Linked DNA regions of Homo sapiens: region 1 is linked to region 2. A link is a contact called in ENCODE Hi-C or POLR2A ChIA-PET data. All regions are on one chromosome and are shown on one strand. Each heading gives the region's core, a stretch centred on a gene start or an enhancer-like site at or near the end of the contact. The rest is flanking DNA. Distances are from core to core; before and after follow the strand shown. Region 1 has its middle 21 kb from the start of LYST. Region 2 overlaps NID1 (nidogen 1).

Region 1 (3,708 bases), core at 435-2,934, 110 kb after region 2:
CGACCTCCCCAGGCTCAGGTGATCCTCCCACCTCACCCTCCCAAGTAGCTGGAACTGCAGGCATGGGCTACCACACCAGGCTAATTTTTGTACTTTTTTGTAAAGACAGGGTTTCACCAAGTTGCCCAGGCTAGTGTCAAACTCCTGGGCTCAAGCATTCTGCCTGCCTCGACCTTCCAAAGTGCTGGGATTACAGGTGTGAGCCACTGGAGGGGAACCACCCCATCTTTTTTTTTTTTTTTTTTTTTTTTTTTTTGCTGTTTGTTGTTGTTGTTGTTTGTTTGCTTTTCTGTTTTGAGCCAGAGTTTTGCCCTGTCACTCAGGCTGGAGTGCAATGGAGCAGTTTTGGCTCACTGCAACCTCTGCCTCCTAGGATCAAGTGATTCTCCCATCTCAGCCTACCGAGTAACTGGAATTACAGGTGCCCGCCACCATGCCTGGCTAATGGTTGTATTTTTAGTAGAGACAGGGCTTCATGATGTTGGCCAGGCTGGTCTTGAACTCCTGACCTCAGGTGATCCAACCGCCTCGGCCTCCCAAAGTGTTGGGATTACAGGCGTGAACCACCGCGCCCAGCCTTTTTTTGTTGTTGTTTTGTGAGATGGAGTCTCGCTCTGTTGCCCAGGCTGAAGTGCAATGGTGCAATCTCAGCTCACTGCAACCTCTGCCTCCCGGGTAAAAGCAATTCTCCTGTCTCAGCCTCCCGAGTAGCTGGGATTACAGGCACACACCACCATGCCCAGCTAATTTTTGTATTTTTAATAGAGACGGGGTTTTACCATGTTGGTCAGGCTGGTCTCAAACTCCTGACCTCAGGTGATCCACCTGCCTTGGCCTCCCAAAGTGCTGGGATTACAGGTGTGAGCCACCGCACCTGGTCACAATGTAACCATTTTTAAGTGCACAGTTCGGTGTCATTAAGTATATTCACATTCTTGTGCAAACCTCACCACTATCCATCTCCAGACTTTCTCCTCTTCCCAAACGGAAACTTTGTACCCACTAAACAACTCCCCATCCCCTTCTCCCAGCAGCCCCTGGCAACCACCATTCTACTTCCTGTCTCTATTAATTTGACTCCTCCAGGTACCTCATATAAGTATAATCATACAATATTCATCCTTTTGTGACAGGCATGTTTTACTTATCATAACATCCTCAGTGTTTATTCATGTTGCAGCATGTCTCAGAATCTCTTCTCTTTTTAAGGTTGGATAATATTCTATGATATGGATACCTCACATTTTGTTATATTAATCCACTGAGGGACACTGGGGTTGCTTCCACCTTTTGACTACTGTGAATAACGCTGCTTTAGACATTACTGTACAAGTATCTATTTGAGATTCTACTTTCGATTCTTTTGAGTACATCCCCAGAAGTGGAATTACTGGATCATATGGTAATTCTATGTTTAACTTTCTAAGGAATGGCCTTTTTATAGCAAGAAAGGGTTCTAGGGTGTGGGGGGTGGTGAGGAGGAGGGATGGTAGTTCCGAGAATCGAGATTACTTCAACATTCGTAAGAACCTCAAGGATGGTAGGTTGGAGGGATCTGAAAGTTAGTGTAGCACAGCTGCCTTCTAACACCTACAGACTCACTTCTGTGCGGCTTCCTTCTAGGGCTGAAATGCTCTGAGGTCTCCCTGTGCTGCCTTTACCTCTCGTGGCCACAGAGATAACATGAATCTGTCTGCTTTGTGACAGCCCTCAGGCCTCGGAAGACAGCTTTCTTGTCTCCCTGTCTTTTGTCTTCTAGAGAAAGCTTTGGGCTTTAATTTTTTTTTTTTTTTTTTTTTTTTTTTTGGTAGAGACAAGGTCTTGCTATGTTGCCCAGGCTGGTCTCAAACTCAAGGCCTCAAGTGATTCTCCTGCTTAAGCCTTCCAAAGTGCTGAGATTACTGGCATGAGCCACCATGGCCAGCCTGCTGTTTTTTAACTGTTCCTCCTATGACTCAGTTTTAAGACTCCTTATCCTAGGTACTCTCTGAATGAGTTAATTTCTGTACAATACTTATAAGAGTGGTACTCTAAGCGGAATGAAATACCCCTGGCAAAGTCCAAGCAGCATGGCCTAGAGAGAGTTTATCACTTCCTTTATTCTAAAGCGGGGCATCAAATGACTGCTTGGGCAGGGCAGGGAACAGAAAGGTGCAAGTCAGGCCTCTATGAGACAGCTGGGATGGGTAAAACCCAGGGTTAAATGGGAAGCATGTTGGCTTGCAAAGGTATTTACCTGGACAACAACAGCAGCCCCAACCAAAGAGAGGATTTACCCTAAGAAGAAACCATCCAGCCCACTGTTTCCTTTATTTTTTGATAGGTAGGTAAAAGGTGGATGAAGGACTGCAACCATCACAATGTGGCCTCATATGGAGCTTGCTTTCAACTAAAACCCTGAACACCTTTTCCCACAAGTGCTGCAAAATACCTCCCACCTATTCTTTACTCAAACCATTGATGTTTTCGACTCAACGGCAGGGCCTGACATGGCACTGACCTCTACTAAATGCCATGTTAGAATGATCTCATCTCTTTAACCCTTCAAGACTTGTCTAGTCTTATTCTGCCATCCTGTGTATTTAGTCCATCTCCCAACTTTATATCTTAGCTTGTCAATGCTTCTTAGCAATGATGAAGGAATTTTAGGAGCTTAATTGACTTTTTCAGTCCTCTCCATAAATTAGTGTGGTATGTACCACCTCAGCTGGACAGTTGCTCTTATATCTTTCATATTGAGCTGATTTCTGAACTCTCCCAAACAGCCAAGCATAGAATGAAGCCTTGTGAAGGATCACAACTTGAAGTCTGTCTTCCACTTCACAACTTCCCATAACTTCTGACATATTTTTAATATGCCATTCTCTCTTCTCTAATAAGAATGGCAGACACCCTGTGAGTAGGCTATAATATTTAATGAGTTACTATGTTTGCCTGTGGATATTTTTAAAGGAATACAGTAACTCTTTAGGAGACAAATGCTTTTTTCCTCCTTGAATAGAATGCCAAGTAAAATTTGGGTAAATTTATAAATATTTCTTTTTTTTTTTTTTGAGATGGAGTTTCACTCTTGTTGCCCAGGCTTGAGTGCAATGGCACGATCTCCACTCACTGCAACCTCCACCTCCCAGGTTCAAGCAATTCTCCTGCCTCAGCCTCCAGAGTAGCTGGAATTATAGGCATGCGCCACAGCGCCCGGCTAATTTTGTATTTTTAGTAGAGACGGGGGTTTCTCCATGTTGGTCAGGCTGGTCTTGAACTCCCAACCTCAGGTGATCCACCCACCTCGGCCTCCCAAAGTGCTGGGATTACAGGCGTGAGCCACTGCACCTGGCCTATAAATGTTTCTTTAACAAATAAACATGGTGGGGGCAGTCAGACCTATATTATCCACCTTATTTTTCTTTTTGCCTTGATTACCAGCAATCTAGGCCAAATTCAGAGCCCAGATAATTGGCTCATCTCAGGCAATTTGTTATATTCACCCCATTTACAGAGCCCCTAGTGTATTTTTTATCTTAAATTACCCTAGTTTTGGAATCGGTATCAACTTTCTCAAGCCAGTTAGTATCACTCTGCACATCACAAGAATATTTAAGTAAACGGTAGCCACTCAGAAAGGATTTCTGTCTTCCAAATGAATCATTTGCATCCTGCTCATTAACAAGGGCCTCTAAGTTCATAATAAGGCCAAGATATATTTTTTTC
Region 2 (3,877 bases), core at 851-3,350:
CATAAGTAAAGAAAGCTGTTATCACCGTTATTGCTGTTGCTATCACTATTATTAGTAGTGTTGTTCTTAGTGGCCCCTAGGAACATGAGGATGAAGACCATGTCAGATGGACATTGCCCCCTTGACTTGTAAATTCTCCTTCTTGGAAATTTGGCAGTCTTGCTTGGACTAACAAGTGTCTATTTGGCAGTGAATGAGATGGGGCTATAAGCCAGCAAAATCTCAAAGCCAGGCTGGGCGTGGTGGCTCAAGCCTGTAATCCCAGCACTTTGGGAGGCCGAGGCGGGTGAATCACGAGGTCAGGAGTTCGAGACCAGCCTGGCCAACATCATGAAACCCCGTCTCTACTAAAAATACAGAAAATTAGCTGGGCGCAGTGGCAGGCGCCTGTAATCCCAGCTACTTGGGAGACTGAGGCAGGAGAATCGCTTGAACCCGGGAGGCAGAGGTTGCGGTAAGCTGAGATTGCACCACTTCACTCCAGGCCGGGCGACAGTGATATTCTGTCTCCAAAAAAAAAAAAAAAAAATCTCAAAGCCAGCAGAGACCAGGGACTGTTCACTGCACCTGAGTGACCTTGTCCAGAGATGTGTGTCCCAGAGGTGCATGCTCAGAACCCGTGTAGGCCCTGGGAGTAGCTGCCTCTGTAGTGGGGCGTGGACTCTGTGCAGGAAGATGCTGAATAAATAGCACCTTCCCAAACAAGTTCCATTCTGAGTAGCCCATGGGTTCTCCCACGGTTGCATGTCGTCTCTTTCCAGAGAGTCTTGACATCTGTGAGCACCTCCCCTCTCTCCACTCTATTGAGTATATGAGAGGCTACAATTGTCATTTATTTGAATGAACACAGAGAAACCAATTTAATCAAGCAAGGGAATGGAATGCAAATCCAAGGTCAAGAATGTACTTTCTTCTTAGTTCTCCTTCTTGTAAACCAAAAAGTATCTGAGACAGGTCTCAATCAATTTAACAATTTATTTTGCCCAAGTTAAGGAGATGCCTGTGACACAGCCTCAGGAGGTCCTGATGTCGTATGCCCAAGGTGGTCAGGCTACAGCTTGGTTTTATAGATCTTAGGGAGACATAAGACATCAATCAATACAGGTAAGATGTATGTTGGTTTGGTCCAGAAAGGTGGGACAACTGGGAGCCAAGTGTAGGAGGGAGAGCTTCCAGGTCATAGGCAGATTCAAAGATTTTCTGATTGTCAATTGGTTGAGTTATTATCTAAAAACCTGGAACCAATAGAAAGGAATGTCTGGGTTATGATAAGGGCTTGTGGAGACCAAGGTTTAGTCATGCAGATGAAGCCTCCAGGTAGGCGGCTTCAGAGAGAACAGATTGTAGATGTTTCTTATCAGACTTAAAGAGTCTGTTCTGCCAGGTTTTGTTGTTGCTGTTGTTGTTGTTGTTGTTTTAATTGAGATAGAGTCTCGCTCTGTCACCCAGGCTGGAGTGCAGTGGCGCAATCTCAGCTCACTGCAACCTCCACTCCCTGGGTTCAAGAGATTCTCGTGCCTCAGCCTCCCAAATAGCTAGGATTACAGGCGCCCATCACCACGCCCAGCTAATTTTTGTATTTTTAGTAGAGATGGGGTCTCACCACATTGGCCAGGCTGGTCTCAAACTCCTGACCTCAAGTGATCCACCCGCCTCAGCCTCCCAAAGCGCTGGGATTACAGGCGAGAGCCACAGGGCCCGGCCTGTTCTTTCAGTCTTAAGGTCCATGTTGATGTTAATGGTAATGAGACGTGGCCAACCCTCCCCTTCCTCTCATGGCCTGAAGTAGTTTCATAGGTTGACTTTGGAATGCCCTCGGCTGAGAGGAGGGGTCCATTCCGATGGTAGGCGGACTTGGAATTTTATTTTTGGTTTACACTCTGTTTCATTTTCCTCTCATTCTCTTTGTCCCCCCACCTTGAGAAAAGTCACCCCAGACTTCCTGCCACTCCTCAGATAAGTATCAGGTCTTGAATGCTTTCTTCCCTAGCAGCTCGAACTAGATGAGTAAGAAGACGCTTGTCTGAGTCATCAATGTATCAACCAGAAACAAGCTCAGGAAATGCGTCTTTAGCATCCCCACTACCCCCACCCCATCCACCAGGCCTTTAATGGAAAGTTTCCCATGGGGGCCAGGGACACTCAGCAGGGGACTCTCCCTAGAGCCCCTGGGCTGCTCCCACTGTCTGCTGGCCCAGAAAGTCCACCGAGATCACAGCTTTTTATAAACTCACTTGAGATTCTATTTCCTGAGTACAGTTGAGGTTCCCCCTCCTTTTTACAAGTTCAAGATACAGTACTTCAAAGTTCCACTGTAAATTCTAGAGCCCTTGAGATTTTCTATGCTGACCAAATACTTTGTTAACACAACTCTGTCGGCCACATAAAATGGAACAACGCTTACTGCATGAAAAGTTTTGTTTGGTTGACAGCACACAGGACACCAGTTTTGTTTTCTAACTGGAAAAGCACCACCACATGCAGATGTGATTGGTAGGAAAATGGGGCTCTGGATGCACAGGTAATTTTGGTGAATGAGCTAAGGTACTGTGTGTACATCGCTGTTGTCGTAACAGGTTCAATGTGAGGGAGCCGTCTAAGCACTGGCAATGTGGACGCCAGATGCCAGACCAGAAGGGCGGGGCTAGACCACAAACCCAGAGACCTAGGTTCTCGTTAGAACTGAGCCACCAACCAGTGCTGTGGCCTGAAGGAGTCTCTGAGCCACCAACCAGTGCTGTGGCCTGAAGGAGTCTCAACTTCTCTGAGTTTCAGTTTTCTCATTTGGTGTAAAAACTGCAGTTGCTTATCACATAGGATTGCAATGAGAATCAAATGAAACATATCTGTGAATGGAAACAGCTTATATGAAAACTCTAAAACCCTATGCCAACGTAAAATTTTGTGGAAGTAAACACGTTTTACATTCAAGAGTGAACAAAACCAGATTTTTTTTTTTTGAGACAGAGTTTTGCTCTTGTCGTCCAGGCTGGAGTGCAATGTCACAATCTTGGCTCACTGCAACCTCTGCCTCCTGGGTTCAAATGATTCTCCAGCCTCAGCCTCCCGAGTAGCTGGGATTACAGGCACCCGCCACCACACCCAGCTAGTTTTTGTACTTTTAGTACAGACGGGGTTTCTCCATGTTGGCCAGGCTGGTCTCAAACTCCTGACCTCAGGTGATCCACCCACCTCGGCCTCCCAAAGTGCTGGGATTACAGGCGTGAACCAACGTGCCCAGCCAGACATTTTTTATTCTAACCAGATGGCTTGCTTGTATCTTTGTTTGGTGCTTCCTACTTCAAATGTTTTGTTTTGTTTTTTATATTAATTAGCCTCTGGGACAAAAGAAAAGCATGCATGGTTTTGTCTTGCTGGGTTCAACAAATACTTTTCTGGCATGCTAACTGCTTCTCACCAAGGGAGCAACCACGTTAAGCAAACCAACATGAGAACTGGCAACACAGACAAAGGTACTTCAAATATTCACTGGCAACACACTTATGGAATGTCACTGTGTCTGCTTTGCGAGGATCCAGTCGCAAATGAACATCTGGGTGCAGAGCTCGAAATGTCTCTGTGTGCCTTGTCTCGTCACCTCCCACTGACTCCTCAAACAGTCCTGTGAGATCTGTTATTACTGCCATCCCTGTTCCACTGCTGCAGGAGGCACAGCTTAATCTGTATCATTGACATGTACAAGGTGACACCAGAAGTAATGGAACTGAGGCCAGGCATGGTGGCTCATACCTGTAATCCCAGCACTTTGGGAGGCCGAGGTGGGTGGATCACCTGAGGTCAGGAGTTCGAGACCAGCCTGGCCAACATAGTGAAACCCCGTCTCTACCAAAAAAATTCAAAATTAGCCAGACATGGT

What was found. Hi-C counts contacts between places; a loop is a spot of excess contacts on that map. ChIA-PET counts read pairs that join two places held with the same protein, here RNA polymerase II (POLR2A). Pooled maps may share reads with other maps.
Region 1: a loop to region 2 is called in a map of naive thymus-derived CD4-positive, alpha-beta T cell, with 5 times the contacts of the local background. The contact joins two enhancer-like sites. A Hi-C loop is called at or near these places in 2 of 168 maps with a recorded cell type or tissue (GM12878 and naive thymus-derived CD4-positive, alpha-beta T cell), 8 of 37 single-sample maps with no recorded cell type and 13 of 50 pooled maps. POLR2A ChIA-PET finds 5 or more read pairs at or near these places in 7 of 52 experiments (B cell, BJ, T-cell and 4 more).

The regions. Positions count from the first base shown.
Region 1 is chr1:235,886,192-235,889,899 of GRCh38, reverse strand. No RefSeq gene overlaps it. Among named protein-coding and RNA genes, the nearest start is that of LYST, 21 kb to the right of the region's middle. Within about 2 kb of position 1,684, at least 5 of the 41 ENCODE cell types and tissues checked have a DNase peak (open chromatin) inside an H3K27ac peak, as active enhancers do; they include GM12878, where a contact is called at or near this core.
Region 2 is chr1:235,997,759-236,001,635 of GRCh38, reverse strand. The region is part of intron 12 of NID1 (nidogen 1); the gene reads left to right. Among named protein-coding and RNA genes, the nearest start is that of LINC02768, 27 kb to the right of the region's middle. RefSeq lists enhancers at 1-184, 2,150-2,219, 2,260-2,309, 1,211-2,410. Within about 2 kb of position 2,100, at least 13 of the 41 ENCODE cell types and tissues checked have a DNase peak (open chromatin) inside an H3K27ac peak, as active enhancers do; they include GM12878, where a contact is called at or near this core.